Linked DNA regions of Homo sapiens: region 2 is linked to region 1. The links are chromatin loops, found by intact Hi-C in ENCODE. Cell type or tissue: endothelial cell of umbilical vein. All regions are shown on one strand. Links, peaks and the distances in the headings refer to the core of each region. The heading gives the core; the rest is flanking DNA. Region 1 overlaps ITSN1 (intersectin 1). Region 2 overlaps ITSN1 (intersectin 1).

Region 1 (11,224 bases), core at 84-8,083:
TATAATGATACTCTTCCCCAACCTTTGCATATTTAACATATAATACACTCATATTCCATGAATCTTTTTTAACAGATGAGCTCTCACTGTTACCCAGGCTGATGTGCAATGACATGATCACAGTTCACTGCAGCCTCACTGCAGTCATGATCACAGCTCACTGCAGACTCACTGCAGTCATGATCACAGTTCACTGCAGCCTCACTGCAGTCAAGATCATAGTTCACCACAGCCTTTCCGGGCTTAAATGATCCTCCTGCCTCAGCCTCCCAAACGTGAGATTACAAGGTGTGCGCCACCATGCCTAGCTAATTTTTAAAATATTTTGTAGAGATGGGGGTCTCACTGTGTTGCCCAGGCTGATCTGTCCTGGCCTCAAGTGAGCCTATCAAATCGCTGGGATTATAGGCATAAGCCACCATACCCAGCTCTATATTGTTAAATGTTCTGCTCTAGACCAGGAAATGACAAACTATCAGTAAAGGGTCAGGTAGTAAATATTTTACAGTTTATAAGACATACAATCCTTATCATACTGAATTCTGTCATTTTGGCAGAAAGTAGCCATAGACAACATATAAATGAATGGGCATGGCTATTTGTACGATAAAAACTTTCTTCACAAAAACAGATGCAGGCCAGATTCGGCCCACTGGGCAGAGCTGGCCACCCCTTAATCTAGGCCTACACAGTGGATCTTTATGAACTCCAGCCACAGAGTCTAAGTGTTTCCTCTTCCTCAATCTCAGGATTCAATCTCCATCATTCTTCATAATGAACTTGCCCAAGTAGCTAATTACAGCAAACATTCTCCTGGCAAGTCCAAGAATGTGATTTTACTAAACAATTTCTGGACCATCAAAAGAAGATACATGACAACACATCCATTCACTAGAATGTCAACAGGACAAATGCAATGGGAAACTGGTTTTGCCAATGCCAAAAATTAAGAAACCTTCTTAATTCTGAAATTTCCTTAGGTGCTATAAACTTTTTTTGTTATAATTTCCATAAAGTAGAATGCACACCTTCTAGAGTATAGGTCTGAGAGTTTTGACAAACATGAACCACAACATACAGAATAGTGTCAGCTCTACCTAAAATTCCACATCTGATTGTAGCAACTCCCTCCTTTGCCCCCATCCCCTGGCAACTGCTGATCTTTTTTCTGTTCCTCTAGTTTTGCAAGATACCCATATGCAAGATACCCAGTTTTAAAAAGAAATGCAAATGAAATAAAATGAAACCCCTGCCCGCTCTTCCTTATTCTGTTCCTTTTTGTGTCTCACAATTAGCCAGTCCTAGGTAAACCAGTTAGAAGGTGGCTGAAATTCTTGTTTTTTCACCACACTTACCTAAATTATGATTATAAGCATTTAATTAAAATATCTTTTTTAGTGTGTAGCACCAGAATATAACATTCTAACAGAAGAAGCCTCAAGCGTTTTTCTCAAATAGGATAAGTTATAAATGAGAAATTTAAAATAAATATTTCAATATAATCTGGTATCATGAGAACAACCTAATAAATTGTCAACCAACCTCCATTAATGTTAGATCTTAAGTTTATATTTCAGGGGGCCCTAGGATACTGTTCAATACCCTGATTTAAAGAGTTCTGGGTGTGTCAAAGATATAAGATGTTTATTAACTGGTCTGGTCTACTGCCAAAGGCAAGCTCTTTCATACAAAACAGAAGGGAAGAGAAGGGCAAAGGAAGCTGCATTAGAGCTTGATCATTTGTGAAACAACCCTATCAATGTGGCCTGCAAGAAAATCACGAACTTTGCAGTGAGTCTTGTAGACAAAGTTTATTTTCCAGGGACAATCACCAACATACAGCTATAACATGCACACTTCTTAAGAAACCATTCTAGTTAACATTTAAATTTAAGGAAGCCTGTAGGACCCAGGCAATGCTCATCGATAGCTATTCAAAATCATTACACAATAGAGACATTATGTGCCTTTTGAGGAGAGTACACAGAGACCTCTCTGGCACAGTCTTATCAAAAACAAAACAACAAAACAAAAAAAAAAATCAAATCTGATCCGCAATTCTCAACCAGGGAAGATTTTGTACCCCAAGGCACATCTATCAAAGTCTGGAGACATTTCTGATTGTCATGCTGGGTGTGGAGCTCATGCTACTGGCATCTAGCATCCAGTGAGTAGTGGCCACAGATGCTACTGAACATCCTACAGTATACAGGACATCCCCCAACAACAAAGATTTATCGGGCCCAAAATGTCAATAGTGCTGGGGTTGGGAAACTTTGCTCTAGATCTAATTATCAATTTACAGGAAATACAGAAACAAATTAGACAATCCCACAGTGACGCACTCTTCAAAAGTTAAGCCATTAAGAAACTACAGGACAAATGATCTGGTTTGTTTTTAACGGAGTTTTTTTTTTTTTTTTTTTTTTTTGGTTGGGGGGCGGCCTGGGGGACTTGGGAAAAGAAGCAGAGAACAAGACAAGGGGAAATTTATAGATTAAAGGAGACATAAAAGATGGAAAACTCAAGTATTGCAAAATACAGGCTTATTTCAGTCCTGAGCTGAACAAATGAACTATAAAAACATTCTGAGGCACTCTAAGGAATGTGAACATTCCCTGATTAATTTAATGATAAGGATGACTACTGAAAAACTTAGGTGAGCTATTGCTGTTATGACTGTGCTAAGAAGAAAGTCGGTCAGGCGCAGTGCTCACCCCCGGAATCTCAGCATTTTGGGAGGCTGAGGTGGGCAGGTCACCTGAGGTCAGGAGCTCGAGACCAGCCTGGCCAACATGGCAACACCCTGTCTCTACTAAAAAAACAAAAATTAGCCAAGCGTGGGGGTTCATGCCTGCAGTCCCAGCTACTAAGGAGGCTGAGGCAGGAGAATAGGCTGAACCTGGGAAGTGGAGGTTGCAGTGAGCCAAGATGGCACCACTGCCATCTGGATGAAAGAGTGAGACTCCATCTCAAAAGTAATAATAATAATAATGAATGAAAAAAAGGAAAATCCCTCTCTTTTGAAGATAAAAGCTAAAATATTTGCAGTAGAAATTATATAATAACTAAGATTTGGCTTAAAATAATCAAAGAGGCTGGGCATGGTGGCTCACGCCTGTAATTCCAGCACTTTGGGAGGCTGAGGCGGGTGGATCATCTGAGGTTGGGAGTTCAAGACCAGCCTGACCAACATGGAGAAACCCTGTCCTACTAAAAATTCAAAATTAGCCGGGCATGGTGGTGCATGCCTATAATCCCAGCTACTCAGGAGGCTGAGGCAGGAGAATCGCTTGAACCCGGGAGGTGGAGGTTGCGGTGAGCCGAGATCGTACCACTGCACTCCAGCCTGGGCAACTAGAGTAAAACTCCATCTCAAAAAAAAAAAAAGAAAAAGAAATCAAAGACAGGGAGAGCCAAGACTGGTCACGAGTTGAGAATTGTTAAGTTGTATTATCACTCCTTCAGAATTTATTGTATTAATCTGCTTTTGTATTTTTCAAAATTGAGAGGGGAAATAGTATTATAAAAGAGGCAATCATTACAACTCACTGAAATTAAGCAAATTCTACATATTCCCCCATAAAAAACGGTATTAATCTAAAACCCATGAGGCCACACCAATCTAACCAAGTTTCCACTTTATCCAAACCAAAGAACTTTTCATTCCTTACCATATTGAAGCCAGCTGAGCCTGTGGTAAACTTGACTGCATAAGAATAGTTCTTGCTTGGGGACCTAAACAGGAACCAGGAAAAGGACATACAGATGAGTCAGCAAATACTCACTGTACAGGAGGACCAGGGTTCTGCGTATGTGGACTACTCCATGACCTCATGCAATCACAATGCTTTAAATAACATTTGCTACTACCGCAGGGGCTTTGTAAAAAGGAAATTAAGCCCCAATGAAAAAGAGGAGAAACACAGAGCACAGCATCTGACACATAATAAATTTTTGTTAAATGGATGTTTGATAAAGAATGACCATGTGAAAGATTTAGAGTTTCAAAATATAACCTGACCTTTTGTCCACATTACCATCTTTATTTGTATTGGGCTTTATTTACAAACTTGAAAGTTATTCTCTTTAAGTTTAACATCTTTTGCCGCTGCTACCACCTGCTGTCTCCACCCTGCTCAACCTCAGGCAAATTCAGGGAAGATTCGGAGAATCTTAGAGGAGGAAGGGACCTCGGAGAGATCTCCGGGAAACTGTTTCACTAAACAGACTTAAAAAGAAAAAAAAAAAAAGTTGCAGGAAGCGCTAATAGCCAGGATTAAAACACATTTCCAGCCTGGTGTGGTCACTCGTGCCTGTAATCCCAGCATTCTGGGAGGCTGAGGCAGGCAGATGGCTCGAGCTCAGGAGTTCAAGACCAGATGGCAAAACCCCATCTCCACCAAAAGTGCAAAAAATTAGCTGGGAATGGTGGCATGAGCCTGTGGTCACAGTTACTCGGGATGCTGAAGTAGGAGGATCGCTTGAGCCCCAGAGGCGGAGGCTGCAGTGAGCCAAGATTATGCCACTGCACTCCATCCTGGGCAACAGAGTGAGACACTGTCTCAATTAAAAAAACAAAACAAAACACATTTCCTATGTTAGCCAAGAAAAAAAAAAAAAAGAAGAATTCCTGGAATTTCTACTCTTCTCTCAAAATAAGCTCTCATTTCTTAAAATAATCATAAACATCTTCACTTCTGGTATGAAAGTGGCCTTAGACATCAGACAAACGCACAGTAGGAGACTCAGTTTAAATAAACTACAGTCAGAGAGGGAGAAATAAATACGTCTTCCTTTCCAGCACTGCCTCTCAAGATGTGGTCCCAGGAAGACTGCTGGACAGAGGAATGGAAGGCTGTGGCAATTTTGTTGGGAAGATTCTGGTGTATATGTTTTTGCTTTTTGCTATTTCTTTATTCAAACGTCACCTCATCAAAAACCACAAAACTGGATGTGTTTTTGCATGGCCAGCAGTAGAGGTCAGGGAACCAAGGAGCTGTAGGCTCTAGTCCTGGCTTAGTCTAGACTTTGCTGAGTGACTGGGCCAGGTAGTCTGGATCCTAGTTTGCTCATTTCAGATAAACCAGTCTATGATCCATTGGGGCAATGAGCTTAGCATCACATTAGCACATGAGAGGTGCTCTAATGGCAGGTAACATTACTGACAATAGTTCAACTTTTATTTACATATAAAATCCTGACAGAAAAGCACACATACGGATACATGTGGATATATACATGTGCACATGTACACAGCTGAATTAATTTTCCAAAGTGAAAATACTCAAACACTATGGAGGTCATGAAAGAGAGTATAATCGCACCCCAGATGCCCCTATTTGCCTCTCTTTTAGACTCAGCTACCACCAAGGTAGCCTAACTTCTAACCAAATAGCCTGTCCGCTGTTCCACCTGGCTTATTTTGCTCAATATATTGTCGTGTAGAGTTGTAGAACATTAATCCTCACTGCTATGGAGTGTATCATTGTGTCATTACATCCTAATTCATTGTCCATTCTACTGTTTTCTTTTCTTTTCTTTTTTTTTTTTGAGATGGAGTCTCGGTCTCGCTCTGTCACCCAGGCTGGAGTGCAGTGGCGCCATCTTGGCTCCCTGCAACCTCCTCCACCCGGGTTCAATGATTCTTCTGCCTCAGCCTCCTGAATAGCTGGGACTACAGGCATGCGCCACCACACCTGGCTAATTTTTCTATTTTTTTTAGTAGAGACAGGGTTTCCCCATGTTGGCCAAGCTGGTCTCGAACTCCTGACCTCACGTGATCCACCCGCCTTGGCCTCCCAAAGTGCTGGGATTACAGGTATGAGTCACTGTGCCCGGCCTGTCCATTATACTGTTGATAGGCATTCAGTTAGTCTTCAATTAGGGCTACTATTAATAGTGAGCATTCTAACTTTTGGTGAATATATGAACACATTCCTGCTGGATGTGTGTGCATACATGAGCACGTGTGTGTTTTGGGAGCATCTAAGAATAAAAAACAATCTACTGAATTCATGTGAAGATTCTAAAGGACTGTGGTACAATGGAATGAGCAAAGTTCAGGCATCACTTTCTTTAGTCTGTAACATTGTATCTAGAATGTTGGTAACAAAGTAGAATTAACAAAACTTTAGTGGGTGATTTAATTTACACTTGTAACAATTGCCCTTACTCCAGAACTATAAAAAAGGAAGTTAATATTTTATCTATTACACATAAAAAGCCTAACAATAAATGTGAAGAACTAGCTCTAAACCTGGATATCAGGGGACTTGGATTCTAGTCCTGACTCCCTAATGGCATGTGACATTAACAAAACTACTTTAACTTTCTAAAATGAAGTTCTTCCATCTGTGAAATGAGGAAAATAATCTACAACAGGGATTGGTAAATTATAGCCCTTAGGCCAGATCTGGCCCACTGCCTGTTTTGGTAAGCAAAGTTTTATTAAAACAGCCATATCCACTGATATAAGCATGATATATGGTTGTTGTCATGCTACGATGGCAAAGTTGAGTAGTTGCAGCAGAGAACATATGACCTATGAGCCTAAAATATTTATTGTGCTATTCTTTACAGAAAATGTTTGCCAATCCCCACACTAGAAGATCACAATTATCTCTTGTAATTCTACTATTTGTCTACATATGTCCTAAATCAATGTTGCAAAATATTAAAAATAGATCAGCAACAGCTAAGATAGCATCTTAGCACATTTGGACAACACACAGTTGAGCTTTGAGTGCACAGAACTCTTCTGTGGAAACCTAGGTACATAAAGGGATATCGGTTTTGGAGTACTGGCTTATAAGGGAACATAGGAATAAAACCAGAAATCCCAAGCACACAAACCCCACTTCTGGCATCCATGTTTGGGCAGGGAAGTATGGCTAGAAAGGAGAGAGTAACTACATGAAATGAGCTTTATTTAAAACAATGACTAAGACTTTAGCTTTTCTGATTAATAGATGAATTACCAAATAGCATATTCATTGTTTCAGAATGCAACAATAAAATACCTCTTTGAGAAGAAGGGCTAGCATTATTAACAGGAATACCAGAGTTCTAGAGCTTCTTACATAACCTTAATTAAAGAATGATCCCTCTCTATTTTATAAGGCAGTCTCTTTTAAGGGCATGCAACAGTTACACATCAAGCCATGAAGGAAGAACAGGGTGTCCAACAGGATGTATCGGCTAAATCAACCCAGATAGTCAGTGGGGTAAACAGTGCCACTATTAAGGCCAGACGCGGTGGCTCACGCCTATAATCCCACCACTTTGGGAGGCAGAGGTAAGCAGATCGCTTAAGCTCAGGAGTTCGAGACCAGCCTGGGGAACATGGCAAAACCCAGTTTCTACAAAAAATTAGCTGGGCATGGTGGCACATGCCTGTAGTCGCAGCTACTTGGGGGCTGAGGTGGGAGGATCCCCCGAGCCTGGGAAATCCAGGCAGCAGTGAACCATGATTATGTCACTGTACTTCAGCCTGGGTGCCTGTAATCCCAGTACTTTGGGAGGACAAGGTGGTAGGACTGCTTGAGGTCAGGAGTTCAAAACCAGCCTGGACAACAAAGATCCCACCTCTAAAGAAAACTTTTTTAAAAAAATTAGCCAGGTGTGGTGGTGCATGCACGCCTGTAGTCCCTGCTACTCAGGAGGCTAAGGTGAGAGGATTGCTTGAGCCCAGGAGTTCAAGGCTGCAGTGAGCTACTATCGCACCACAGCACTCCAGCCTGGGTAACAAAGCAAGTCTCTGTTTCAAAAAAAGAAAGAAAAGAAGTGCTTTTTAGCTCCTGAAAACAAAAACCCACAAAAAACAAAAGCAAGAAGGATGAAAAACAAGAGATTACAAATATAAATTATATATTTCTTTTGGGCCATGTTATATACTGAAACCTTTTCTCAACTTTCTTGATATTTTGCTTCTCCTGCAGCTGAGTGAACTGCTTTGGGGATTCTGACTTCATAAAATTATTTTTATAATTGTGATCAAGACAATGACCTTTATGTTCCATCCACCTCAACAAATCAGCTGTTTCCATCAACATTCTAATTTAGTATAAAACATACTTCATATTGATTCCTAAGTACATAAAGGGAAAAAAAATTAAATTTCTATTGTTTATTCCCATTTTAAAATTTACTGTAATAAATTATTCTACTTGACATGACTATACAAAGGTCTGGCTCAAAAGTAAAATTCCCACCTTAAATTCTTGCTGGATCAAAGTAGCAATAAGTATGCAGATAAACAATATCAAAATCTGCTTTCTTTCCAGTATATTTCAAATTTTACTTTCTGCCTCAGATATTTAAAAGTTCTAAATGCTCAAGTGCCTGGGTCATTATATTTGGAATGTAGATACTGCATTTCATTCATAAAACACACATCCCACCAAGAAAGAGAGAATTTCTCAATCAATGTCTCAATTGAATACTATTTTAATCAACTCACAGCAAACACCAACGTTTTCAAGAAATATTTTTGGATTCATTGGCAATGTAGTTCTGGGTTTGTATGGAGCACTGGTGTCAAACAAACCATGTAAAACAGTACTTAAAAATATGCTATTAAATATACCTTCAGTGGGCCGGGTGTGGTGGCTCATGCCTGTAATCCCAGCACTTTGGGAGGCTGAGGTGGGTGGATCACCTGAGGTCAGGAGTTTGAGACCAGCCTGAGCAACATGGTGAAACCCTGTTTCTACTAAAAATACAAAATTAGCCGGGCGTGGTGGTACATGCCTGTAATCCCAGCTACTTGGGAGGCTGAGGCAGGAGACTCACTTGAACCCAGGAGGTGGAGATTGCAGTGAGCTGAGATCACACCATTGCACTCCGGCCTGGGCAACAAGAGTGAAGCTCCATCTCAAAAAAAAAAGCAGAGCCTGCATAAGGTAGGCTGGTTTTGACAGCTACTGCTTTATGAGGCAGTATGACACATCGAGAATCTGTGTGTATTTACTATTCACCCATTCAAACATAAATACATGCTTATTTGGGGTGACTGCTGAGATCCTTAAAGGGACCAGAGTTCAAGATTAGATTAGAACCCTTCAAAATCTCGTCCAACTCTGACATTTTTAAACATAAGATACCTTTTTTCTTTTGGGAGTAAAAATTGCAATTTTAAGTAATAGCAAGGAAAAAATAGTAAGAATCATTTCTTAAAAGTGTTTTGGATTATAATCCTCCCCTTACCCCACTCCACCACACAGGAAACCTAATTTTTTTCCCTTCCTTTCATATTTGTTAGAGGGCAGTTAGTTTTTCCCTTTAACATTTAATATTCATATCAGAGGTCTCTATTTTCTTTCATTAAAGTTATGCTTTTCTTTATAACTTTCTTTTTTTTTTTTTTTTTTTTGAGACGGAGTCTCACTCTGCAGCCCAGGATGGAGTGCAGTGGCATGATCTTGACTCACTGCAACCGCCTCCCAGGTTCCAGCAATTCTCCTGCCTCAGTAGCTGGGATTACAGGTGCCCACCACCACACCCGGCTAATTTTTGTATTTTTAGTAGAGACCATGTTGGCCAGGCTGGTCTTGAACTCCTGACCTCAGGTGATCCACCCGCCTCAGCCTCCCAAAGGGCTGGGATTGGGATTACAGGCGTGAGCCACTGCACCCAGCCTTCTTTATAACTTTCTAACAAGTATTTAAACCTTCGTGAGAAAAATTTTGAACAGTATGCTAAAATTCCTGTCTATCCTTCTGACGTAGATAACAGAATCATTCTTCTTTTAAAAAAATCCATTGAGATCACCTAAGTTAACTCTGGCCTTTTATATTAATAGATAAAGAAATATCCAAAGTGGTGAGCCCTATCTAGGCAGTTATCTGAGACAGAGCCATGTTCTCAACTCCCTGCTTTTACCCTGCCTGCTGCCTCCAACTCTAACCTAGTGAACAGACAGCTTCAAGTTCATCAAGTTCAAAGCTGGACTTCAGAAGTTGAAGCTAGTTTTTGTTCAAAGAAGTGTTTCTTTGCTAGTGCCTTGATTTGCATATCAGTGGCTTTCAGCGTACAGGAGTATCCCTGGTCTATATTCCATTTTACCACAAAGCAATGGGGCATGAGAGAATGATATAACTATGTAAAGAGTTATCAGTGGATAAGAACATGAGATAACAGAGACAAAGGAAACACTGCCAAGAAATAAGCACACAGACATGGAAAATATCTATGACCCAATATCTAGAAACAGTTTACATTGAAAACAAAGATCATATTTCACTAATTTTTATTTGTAAATACCTGTTAAGTGTCCACTCATAGTTTTGTCATGACTATTGAATAATTGCCTGTATTTCAGTCTTGATGACTGAGGAACAGCCCACTCTGCCACTGGTGGGACACTGTGGGGAAAAGAAAAAGGAGAGAAAGAGGATTATCCATAAGGAACAGCCTGGTAAAGTTCCTTAATGACAGTAAACTAAGAACTTCTCTAGATAATCATCTCTAACTTTCATATTTTATTCATTTTATTATCACTACTTCTGATTTTTTTTGCCATGGGTATTTCCCATTTTTAAGATCATAAACATTTCCCTCAAATAGATAATTATTTTTCCAGAATCATGGATAAACACAATAGACTGAGAGGCTGTTTCAAGTTGTATATATAATAATTTAAAGGTTCTATAAAAGTATGAAAAACCTCTTGTAACTGAGGTAAAACAATAATGTCCAGGCTATTCTAATTTCTAAAACACTTCTTTTTTGGTTAAAAAGCAATGCTAAAAGCAAACCAATAACTGCCTTTAAAGGTACTAATTCTCCAAAATGTTTTAACTTTCTATACGTGAATATACAGGACCCATTTCTTAATGAAGTGAAATTACTCCATTCTGGTAAGTTTAAATTCAGACCCATTGGACAGTTTCCCAGAGAGAGAGAGAACAGAACATTTCCATGGTCACACATAAGCAGAGTGGGAATGGAGACAGCTTCACTTTCTCGACTACAATCCAATACTGATCTCTCCTTGCCAATGTGCCACAATCCTGAGCTGGCCCAAGGACACACTTGCCAGTAGTTAGGCTGCGTCTACACTTCCTTAGTGATTAGTTCCTCAGATGCCACTGTCCACACAAATATCACACTGGTACCAATGGCTTGTTAAGCTTCGACATCTGAATTAAACCCAATGGCTGAGCTCAGACAGTAAAACTGGCATTCCCCTTCCAGGACAGATTACAGCTAATGCTCTGTCTGC
Region 2 (11,399 bases), core at 1,336-9,335, 77 kb after region 1:
ACCAGGCTGGTCTAAAACTCCTGGACTCAAGTGATCCTCCCACCTCAGCTCCCAAAAAGTGCTGGGATTACAGGCCTGGGCCACTGCGCCAGGCTCAGATTTACCTTTTAGAATGCTCCCTCTGGGGCTACACAGATGCCGCATTTGGGAAGGTGACAGCTTAAACCTAAATAGACACAAATTACATAACTGTCAAGAGACTGTAGACACTGTCCATCAACAAGTTCAAAATTGAAAAGAAAAATTGAGCACTGGTAGTTTATAGAAGCATACCAAGAGAATGATATTCTAAATCAGTAAGTCAACATTAGGCAATCCTGAACATTTGATTTACTGTAGAACTTCTTCAGATTAATAACTATGAGCAAGTGACCAGGCCAGGCACAATGGCTCATGCCTGTAATCCCAGCACTTTGGGAGGCCGAGGTGGGTGGATCACCTGAGGTCAGGTGTTCAAGACCAGCCTAGCCAAGACGGTGAAACCCCATCTCTACTAAAAATACCAAAATTAGCCGGGCGTGCTTGTAATTCCAGTGACTCAGGAGGCTAAGACAGGAGAATTGCTTGAACCTGGGAGGCAGAGGGTGCAGTGCACCGAGATCGTGCCACTGCACCACTGCACCACTGCACTCCAGCCTGGGTGACAGGAGCGAAACTCCATCTCAAAAAAAAAAAGAAAAAAAAAAGGACTAGTGAACTATTCTTAGAGAACTGAATTTATCCTTTGCAGAACACTGCCCAAGCTCCCTCTGTCTTTCCTCTTTCTTGCCATTCTAAACTTGGGCCATGGGTCCTATTTGGACCCCAGAATGGTCTCAGTGGATTTTTTCTGTTGTTCCCTCTGCATGCTCTAAGCCTACAACTAGATCTATTGGAAACTGATGTTCATTGTCTGTTTCTCAGACAAGACTACATTCCCCTGAGAGCAAGAACTGCATTCCCAGCCTCTGTTACATGGTTTGGCCCATAAAAAGCACACAAACCATGTGTATTCAATGAACGCATTTTAGAATTAATAAATTAAGTTCTGAGTAATCTCTGTGATCACCCTTCCACCTTCAATGGTCACTTAGTCCTCATCCACATAAACTCAGAACTAAACAAGGAGTGTTTTCTATTCAGATTCCTGCTACAGTGTAGTCCTACGAATGTTTGGGAACAAATTTTAATTCCCGAAAGAGACAAATACCAAAACAAAGAAGAAATAATGATTTTGATCTTGAACCCACATACGTTCCAAGGAATACAACAGAAATGAGCCCTTAGTTTCCTAAACTTCATGGTATTATATTAGCCATGTAAGTTTCAAGTCCATTATCCAGCGTTCTAACAGAAATACATGAAATAACAGTCCAGCTAATAAGGCTGATGCTTAAACACATGCCTTTTCAAGAAAAAAAAAAAAGGCAAACAAAACAGTGATGATTTTTTGAAAACTTTATATCATAAAATAGACAAAGCAGCTTTTTGAAATCTTAGATAAAGTAGGTAATCATATTCTAGAAATCTGCTATTTTGGAAGCCACAATCAAAATTCTTAGGAGGTTCCTCTATCTGTACAAAGCACAAGTTTTCCTAGAAACAGTCTTTGTATATTCAGCCTGAAAAATCAAACAAACTCAGCTTAACATCAAAGGTTCGCATGTTTATTTTATTTACTCAGTCTCAAAGTATGTTACTTACAACTCTTTGTTAAGCATCTTTTAAAAGCAAAGTGATTGTCAATGAATGCCAATTCAAGTTGTATGATATGAGGGCCATTTTCAAACACTCCAGAAGCTACGAACAACTGTCCCTAACTATGTATTTGGAATGCTGTCCTGAAAATGTCATTTCATTTGTTCCTGAACGTTGGTTCATTTTCAAAGTTAACATGTTTGAGTAGGTCAACATAACATAGATCACCTGAGAGAAAGAGGAATGCTGTTCCCTAAAAAACTACAAAATCCTTAGGCCTTCAAGTTCTACAGATTAGAAACATCAAAACTCAAATACATTTCAGATTGTCTTATTATGTAAAACTCATGCCGATAAGCATCCTAATGTGGCTTGAAAATTCTTTTTTTTTTTTTTTTTTTTTTTTTTTTTTAAGATGGAGTTCTGCTCTTGTTGCCCAGGCTGAAGTGCAATGGCACGATCTTGGCTCACTGCAACCTCTGCCTCACAGGTTCAAGCAATTCTCGTGCCACAGCCTCCCGAGTAGCTGAGATTACAGGTGCACGTCACCAAGCCCAAATAATTTTTTTTTTTTTCTTTTGAGACAGAGTCTCGCTCTGTCACCCAGGCTGGAGTGAGGCCTGACTAATTTTTGTATTTTTAGTAAAGACAGGGTTTCACCATTTTGGCCAGGCTGGTCTCAAAACTCCTGACCTCAGGTAATCTGCCCACCTTGGCCTCCCAAAGTGCTGGGATTACAGGCATGGGCCACCGTACCCAGCTGAGGCTTGAAAATTCTTTAACTATTAGTTATAAAGTTAACCAAAAGAAAAAGACCATTCTGCAAAATATATAGGAAGCATGTCCAAATTGTGTTGAAATATCCACCACATTGGCCACTGACAAACAAAACCACCCAAACCAGATAAAGAGAACAATTCCATCCATAAACACATAATGAGAACCCAAAAAAACTGAGGAGTTTCGTGACCTAGCTCTAGTCTCAGATCTGTTCACACATTCATTCTATAATTCTCTAATTTATGCCAGGTAACATGCAGGACCTCATTTTGACTTTATTAGATGGCACCAATCTTCCCTGGAGTGGTTAGACAAGTAGATCATCCATCTTGAAATGTGATATATAAAATGGAAAGGGGAAATGAGACAAAAATTGAGCTCAAGAAAGCCAGGCAATAGACGAACTGATTCACACTGGCTGGTCACACAGACTGTGAAACATGTCACTGTAAACAGTAACTCTACCCTGAAAATGGAGAGGCCAGAAGGATACATCGGCGAGCACTCAGCACAGTTCAATTACCTTGCCATTAACTTACCCACCCAGCCAGACTCATCACTTGCACTAAAAATAGGACATAAATGCTTTTCTAGCATTCCAGCTATGAAAAACTTAAGATAACAAATTTCAAAACATTTATCAGAAAAATATACCAGGAAAAGAGAAAAAGCAATATATATATATTTCTAGTGACAAAAACACAAATTGAGAAAAATGACATTAACACCTTGCTTTGATATGGCACCTATCTGTAAAGAAGCTTAAATACATTTGGAAATTAAAAAAAAAAATCTAATCACAGTAATTCTAACAACATCCCTATGAAATAGGTAGAATGTAAATATATAATTACTTCTGTTTAGCTACTGAAGAAAAGTAGACACATATTTCCCATTCACTGCTAATGACATTCTTGAACTAGCTCAGTCCAGCACTTTGAGCATACCACAGAGCCAAGTCATCAATTACCTTCTAAGTTGTAATAAAGCAAAATATAAATGTGAACCCCACAGTTTTCTATGCTTAAGTACTAAACTCTTAAGAATGCACAAACAAGTATGGCAAAATTGGCTTCAGCTTTAGAAGGAAAACAAATATTCAATTCAGTCTGATGAATCTACTTTTTTAAGAAGTAAAATTGAGAAATAGTTATGATTATTATTAAAACCACTTGAAATGCAGAAATTATAGAGAAGAGTGAAAACTCAATTTCCCACACTCACCAACAGGAACTGACAGCTTTATGCCTCCCTCAAAGGACAAAAGGAATTCAGTTTAAAGTGCAAGGTCAAAGTATACAAAAAGACACACTGGCCTGAGAAACCAAGAGGTTTAACAACAAAGAATGAGTCAACCAATACTTGCTGATCTTGAGTACTAAAAAAAGAGAATTTTTTTTTTTTTTTTTTTTTTACTCAAAAAGGAATTAATTTGTCCCACTGATGGCTAGGAAAAAGGATCACCTCTAAGTGTTTTAAATGTGTTTTTAAGAGCTATTATGAGGTAGCTTTAAAAGTTGGTATATTATTACAGCGTTGAAGGGGTACTTCCTAAATATACCCAATACATCTAACTCCTTTCAAGGCCAACTCTTGGTGAAATAATTCTTTCTTCCTTTCAATACTATTTAGATAAGGCACCACCAAAGCAGTACAGAATGACTAAACCTGAACTTGCTACAGGAATTTCCAAACAGATAAGAACTTGCAAATACGTCCCTATTTAAAAGACAAGGGAAACTTGAAGAAAGTCTCTGATTCCCTGAACGCCGAGTATATCCAGTGAAAACATAAACTCCTTTCTTAAAACATAAGCTCTTCAATGCAGACACTGTCTCCTTAAAGTTGTATTCAGACCTTAGCACCTGTGCCAAGAGTAAATGGTTTCTATTGTCACTATGAAACGCAACTTGCTTTAATAAAAGGAAGTGATGTCTAGAATTTGCTTCAAAATAATCTGGAGTGGAGGGTGGCAGGATGGAGACAAGATTAGCTGAGAGTTAACAGTGACTGTAGCTGGGTAATGATACTACTCTCCTTTCTTTTGTAGATGTTGAAATTTTTCATAATAAAAGGTTAGACAGAAAGAAAAGAAAGCTAGTTTTAGAAAGTAAATCCCCTTTAACTTGACTATTTCTTTGAGAGTTACTTAACAAAGAATTCACAAGGACAGCAATTTAATCTCTTAAATTCTTTAAAGTTATAAAACAATTACAATTACTCTTCAGTTCTTCTGTAGTTCACACAAGTGGAAGAAGCTGAACTAGGAAATTACCTACTCTAGATTAATGTTTTCTCTCTTATATGTCATAAGAATTACATGACATATAAGAATCATATAAATATCAGGAATAAATTAAACCTGATTTAAAAGAATGACGGGTCATTTTTTTCCCTCATCCTAATAAGAGACCCTCTTTCTGAGATAATTAAAGGAAATTATAAGTACCCTAGGAAAACTGTTTCTACCCCCAAATACAGGTTTTAAGTAAAGCTTAACAAATTTTTAACTATCTCTTATATCAGTTCCTACAAGCTAACCTTAGATTAAACTGAACTTTTAAACTGCCTTAACCTTAATAAATGTCCTCATTAATCATGCTATTCCACATTTTAAAACTTTCATTTTTAGGATCCTGCTAAGAATTACAACACACAAAGGAAAACAACCCCTTGACTGTCTTTTAGTGTGAATCGGTACTCAGATGAGTGCCATCAAGATCAATTTAGTCTCTAGCAATGAGTTGAGACATTTGACAATTAAGATTAATGTCTGACCTGTGAGTTGACCCTAATGGACACCTTCCTTAAAGCAGATGCATGGCAGATTAGATAAGTAGTCACATGGAAACAAGGTTATTACTGAATCACATTTCTCTAAGGAGTTATCAGCATTCTACTTATACAGAATTAACCGAAATGCTTTAATGGAACAGGAAAAATAAAAATAAAACATAGCATGGGAAATGAAGACTAACTCACAGGGCTCACATTGAGTCTCTAACAGATGTTACACGGTGGCTTCATTCTCCTCCTTTTTTCCCCCTTTCCTCTCTTTATCTGGTAGCTTTACTTAGGGGCATCGGCTCCAATAGCAAACAAGCACATTATTTAAGCTGTCATTCTTGCACACATTCCCAACCTACTTGGCAGAGTGGATATTTCTAAAATGGATAGCAACTACAAATATTAAAATAGAGAAATTCATCAAAATGCAAATGAAAACTGGTCACTGAGTTCCCTAAATCTACATTTAGTATTTCAAATATTTGGAAACTGCATTAAGCACAGGAGTTATTTAAAGGAGTTTAATAAATAATCATGTCAGATATCTGTAAAATGGACACAAAAGGTACCTTTTAGTAACATATTTATAAGGAATTCAATCTGTTCATTGCAGGAGACAAACCAGTTCTCAGATCTCTACCGAGAACAAAAAATATTTCACACATTCACCTCAGCAGGGTGGATTTCCAGCACTGGGAAGAGCCAGATGACTCAAGACTCAGCCATGTTTCCATGGCTTGAAGAAAAGATGATTAATGATGCAAAACAACTAGGCATGGGGAACTTGTACAATGGCTTGCTTACCCAAGATCAGCTGCTAGCTAAAAAATGCTTCAACCTCTGATAAACAGGGCCCTCAATGGACAGGTTCAAACAGGGGCTTGGTTCTTGAATGACTCACATTAAGCTTATCTAGCACATCCGTCACAAAAAGACAGTAGGACTAAAATCAACTTATTATCAAGCTCTTCACTTTTAGATCATTGAAATGACTGCACAAATCCCAAAATATGAAAAGATGATCTCTGAGTAAAAGCAGGAGGAAAAAAAAAAAAGTCAGCGCCTGATTCCCCAGGAGCTGATTATCCAGTCTGAGAATCGCCAAGGCACCTTATTTCCTCAGGCCAACTGTCTACCTTTCATCATTCTGGTCCCTTTCACTCTTGCCATGGTGAGAGGGAAGAGAAAGAGAGTGTTTGGTTAAGTAAATAGTTCATATATTTGAAGGAGGAAATTCAAGAAGAGAAAAAGAGAACAAGGGTAAGATAAAATTAATCTTATAAATACTTGTCTATTTCATCTACGACCTTTACAACTGCCGATTGGCAACATAACAAATAAAGCAATAGATACTACTAAAAGTACAAAACTAAGTGATCCTAGTGTGACAATAAATATAAACAATGTTCAGAAGCCATATGGGGAAAAAAAAAAGGGCTCAAGCCTGCAATCCCAGCACTTTGGGCAGCCGAGGTGAGTGGATCACCTGAGGTCAGGAGATCAGCCTGGCCAATGTGATGAAACCCCGTCTCTACTAAAAATACAAAAATTAGCTGGGTGTGGTGGTGCACACCTGTAGTGCCAGCTACTGGGAGGCTGACACACAAGCATCACTTGTACCCGGGAAGCAGAGGTTACAGTGAGCCAAGATGGTGCCACTGTATTCTTCCAGCCTGGGCAACAGAGAGAGGCTCCATCTCAAAAAAAGAAAGAAAAGAAAAGAAAGAGGCTGGGCACTATGTGGCTCATGCCTGTAACCCCTGCACTTTGGGAGGCCGAGGCGGGTGGATCACCTGAGGTCGGGAGTTCGAGACCAGCCTGACCAACATGGAGAAACCCCGCCTCTACCAAAAATACAAAATTAGCCGGGCGTGGTGGCGCATGCCTGTAATCCCAGCTACTAGGGAGGCTGAGAAGCGAGAATCGCTTGAACCTGGGAGGCAGAGGTTGCGGTGAGCTGAGATTGCGCCATTGCACTCCAGCCTGGGCAACAAGAGTGAAACTCCATCTCAAAAAAAAAAAAAAGAAAAGAAAGAAAGGAATTATATAGGAGGATATATAACAAAACACCAATAGTTGTCCTGAGTAGCCAAATAGAACACAACCTCTACTTGCTTGTATTTAATGCATATTTAAAATTTTTTCTGTAATTAGTATGTAGTTTTTTTTTTAAGCACATAATCTTTTGGTATGGCAAAATGACCCCCAAGAAAGCACTTTTCATTTTAAATATAAAAGGAGCTATTGTAGGAACTGCTCTATAAAACTGGTTCCAAGGCCAGGCGCGGTGGTTCATGCCTGTAATCCCAGCACTTTGGGAGGCCGAGACGGGTGGATCACGAGGTCAGGAGATCAAGACCACCCTGGTTAACACGGTGAAACCCCTCTACTAAAAATACAAAAAAATTAGCCGGGCATAGTGGTGGGCGCCTGTAGTCCCAGCTACTCAGGAGGCTGAGGCAGGAGAATGACGTGAACCCGGGAGGCGGAGCTTGCAATGAACCCAGATCTCGCCACTGCACTCCAGCCTGGGCGACAGAGCGAGACTCCGTCTCAAAAAACACGAAAACAAAAACAAAACAAAAAATAAAATAAAATAAAATAAAATAAAATAAAATAAAATAAAAACTGGTTCCAAACTAAGCGGAGGCATCAAATAGCATGAAAATAATCTGTTTACTTTCTTTTGTTTTTTGAGACGGAGTCTCACTCTGTCGCCCAGGCTGGAGTGCAATGGCATGATGTCAGCTCACTGCAACCTCTGCCTCCTGGTTCAAGCAATTCTCCTGCCTCAGAATACGTTACTTTCTTGCTATTTTGTTCATTAATTCAACAAACATTTATTAATCAGCTATCATGCATTAGATCCACTGTCTGCAGAGATGCCAAAAATGGTAATAAAGATGTAACTAGTTAATTCTCGTTCTCATGAAGCTTGATACCATAGGCTACAGGCTGCAGAGCTTCCTGCCTGCCCCCAACCTCTCAGCTTCAATACCCCTCAAAAAACCTAGGAAACCTTCTTAAATATCGCTCCATACAAACACATAGTACTGTTATCCAAATATTTGCTGCCCTTCCTTAACAGACCCTTTCCTACCTGTCCATCCCCGGGCGGGTAAATATTTCTTGCTTACTGAGGCCCTGCATGACCACGTGACTTGCTTTTGGCCAATGAAGTATGAGTTGAAATGGCACATGCCACTTTTGAGGTTCTACCATGGCATGAAGCCCACAAAGAGCCTTAAACTGAGAAACAAAGTTTTGTTGTCGTAAACTACTGAGATTTGGAGATTGTTACCACAACATAATTTAGCAAAAGCTGACTAATTAATATACCCGACTAAACTTTGACACAACAGAGAATATTAAATAACCTACGAGCAAGGGATACAAATAAGTAATCTCCACCCTGGCTGTGCTGACTCTGGTTTACAACTTAATGTTCTAAGTGGTAGATGAGGATAATTTGGTCCAGAAACCATGCAGTCATTAACCTACTGATTGCTTTGCTGTGTTTTCTCTCCAAAAGTCTGGGCAGGACTTCAGACATTTGGTGGACTTCAGACATTTGGAACCTTCCTTAAAGAAAAATGCAGAAAGTATGGCACCAGGCCACGCACATCGGCTCACGCCTGCAATCCCAGCACTTTGGGAGGCTGAGGTGGGTGGATCACTTGAGGTCAGGAGTTCAAGACCAGCCTGGCCAACATGGCGAAACCCTTTCTCTATAAAAACACAAAAATTAGCCGGGTGTGGTGGTGCATGCCTGTAATGCCAGCTACTCGAGAGGCTGAGGCATGAGAATCGCTTGAACCCAGCAGGCAGAAGTTGCAGTGAGCCGAGATTGCGCCATTGCATTCCAGCTTGGGCAACAGACAGAGACCCTGTCTCAAAAAAAAAAAAAAGAAAAAAGAAAAGAAAGAAAAAGAAAATACGGCACCAATGAAAACATTCCTCAGCACTGTCCTGAGTTAGAGAAAGAAAAGAACAAAAACAGAAAGAAAATATTCCACAGGACACAAGACAACAAACATCCAGAGGAATAAAACCCCCACTGCTTCCCCTTGAAATAAATTAACTAGAAGTTATTTTTCTTAATTAGAAGATATTTGCTTTAGAAACAATAAAATGCAAAAGAACATTATATCTATTACATAGGAATAAAGTGTTATGAAAAAGACAGCAGGCCAAGCGAACTAGAAATGCACCTAAAATAAAATGACAGATTAAAAACAAAAGGATGGGCTGGGCGCGGTGTCTCACGCCTGTAATCCCAGCACTTTGGGAGGACCAGACAGGCGGATCACGAGGTCAGGAGATCAAGACCATCCTGGCTAACACGGTGAAACCTCGTCTCTACTAAAAATACAAAAAAATTAGCTGGATGTGGGGGCGGGCACCTGTAGTCCCAGCTACTTGGGAGGCTGAGGCAGGAGAATGGCATGAACCTGGGAGGCGGAGCTTGCAGTGAGCTCTGCCACTGCACTCCAGCCTGTGTGACAGAGCGAGACTCCGTCTCAAAAAAAAAAAAAAAAAAAAAAAGGATAAGGATCAAAAAACACACAAAAAAGGGAGGACTGCTAAATTTAATAAGCCTTTCAAGGCAAAAACTGTCAATACGATAAATTTTATTTTCCTAAAACCTATAATCCACAAAGAAAGCAACAATTGTAAAACTTTGTACTCCCAGTAACATAACCTGAAAATACACATAACAAAAACTAAAGGCAATCTCTTTGTATTTACTGATTAAAATGTAGAAAGCAATAACTTAAAATACAACTGAGATGCATTTCTAATTAACTGAGTAGCCAAAAACTAAAATAGTGAAATTGTCCTAGGACAGATGTCACAAAGTCAACGAATATCTGGGGAGCAGCAAGCCATACACATCAGAGTACCCATGCAGTGAAGAGTTGCAATGGAAGCACAGACATCATCAACTAGAACGTTTACAATGTCATAGGAATAAGAGAACACAAATACTATGCATATATATGTATATAGATACACACACACACAAAGGGAATAACACACCTGAAACATAAATATTTACATAATAAGGTTATACAAAGGCTTTGGCTTATGATTCGGGAAACACTCTTTAAGGGTAAATATAAGATGATGTAATCTCATAATCTTTCTAATTATAGGATAAAACAATCTATGGTAGGTAATTCAACATGTAAAGAAAAAGTACTCTTGGACAGGAACTGTGAAAAATCATTATGCTATTTTCATGCTTATGCCTTCAGGTTAAAAAATCAAGAACCATATCAACAATACATTATGAAGTAGATGGAACACTGACAGAAAATCTCTGCTTCCGTGAAACCCTGTCTCTACTAAAAATACAAAAATTAGCTGGGCGTGGTGGCGCATGCCTGTAATCCCAGCTACTCAGGTGGCTGAGGCAGGAGAATCGCTTAAACCCGGGAGGCAGAGGTTGCAGTGAGCCATGATTGCGCCACTACACTCCAGCCTGGATGACAAAGCGAGACTCGGATCCCCCACCACCCCTCCAAAACAACAACAACAACAAAAACTTTGCTTCCTCACATATCCTTAGAATAAATCCTCATCTTCCAAGAAAATCATCTTCAGGCTTTTGTCAACCAAGAAAACTTTCTGTAAACAAAACCTCCCACTGAAGCTCACGATATAAAAGCTGAGCTGCTGTGATTAAAGTGTGAATGCAGGCCGTGGGGTGGGAACAGTTCCAAAAATGGTCACCTAGTACTTACCACAAATGTCATGGGCCAAGCACGGGGCTAAGTGCTAGGGATTCAGAAGTGAACAAAACAGAGTGTCCTCTGGGAGCTTACATTCTCGAATAGGAAGACAGCTAATAAACCAGTAAACAAATAAAGAAGATCATTTTACATACAGAACCCCACTTTAAGAAAATAAGTAAGGTTAACAAGATAGATGGTGACTAGAGGGGGTGTGTGGGGCTTCTTCATGTGCCTGGGGATAGTCAAGGAAAGTCTCTCTGAGAAGACATCAGAGGTAGCTTCTAGTTAGTTCTAGAGGAGGTTCAGCCTGTATAAAGACCCAACGAAAGAAAAGAACCTGTTCAAGAGATAGAAAGAGACATGTTAGGCTACCGCAAAGCAGACAAGGGGAGTGCAGAAGGAAGAAACTGGAGAAGC

What was found. Peaks named below come from ENCODE experiments on the same cell type or tissue, not always from the same donor. Only the 100,000 strongest peaks of a DNase experiment are listed, where the experiment ranks them.
Region 2: a loop joins it to region 1, with 7 times the contacts of the local background. A loop is called at or near these places in 5 of 110 quality-filtered maps.

The regions. Positions count from the first base shown.
Region 1 is chr21:33,754,437-33,765,660 of GRCh38, reverse strand. It overlaps ITSN1 (intersectin 1), which reads right to left. Exons shown (of 40, transcript NM_003024.3): 8 at 10,264-10,364; 9 at 3,675-3,738. Among named protein-coding and RNA genes, the nearest start is that of ITSN1, 120 kb to the right of the region's middle. In endothelial cell of umbilical vein, for the core only: no CTCF peak of the experiment used is centred there; DNase peaks (open chromatin) are centred at 2,600, 3,800, 4,590 and 4,870; H3K4me3 peaks cover 467 bases; H3K27ac peaks cover 4,319 bases.
Region 2 is chr21:33,678,089-33,689,487 of GRCh38, reverse strand. All of the region lies in intron 1 of ITSN1 (intersectin 1), which reads right to left. Among named protein-coding and RNA genes, the nearest start is that of ITSN1, 41 kb to the right of the region's middle. In endothelial cell of umbilical vein, for the core only: no CTCF peak of the experiment used is centred there; DNase peaks (open chromatin) are centred at 3,577, 4,377, 5,257 and 6,037; H3K27ac peaks cover 4,248 bases.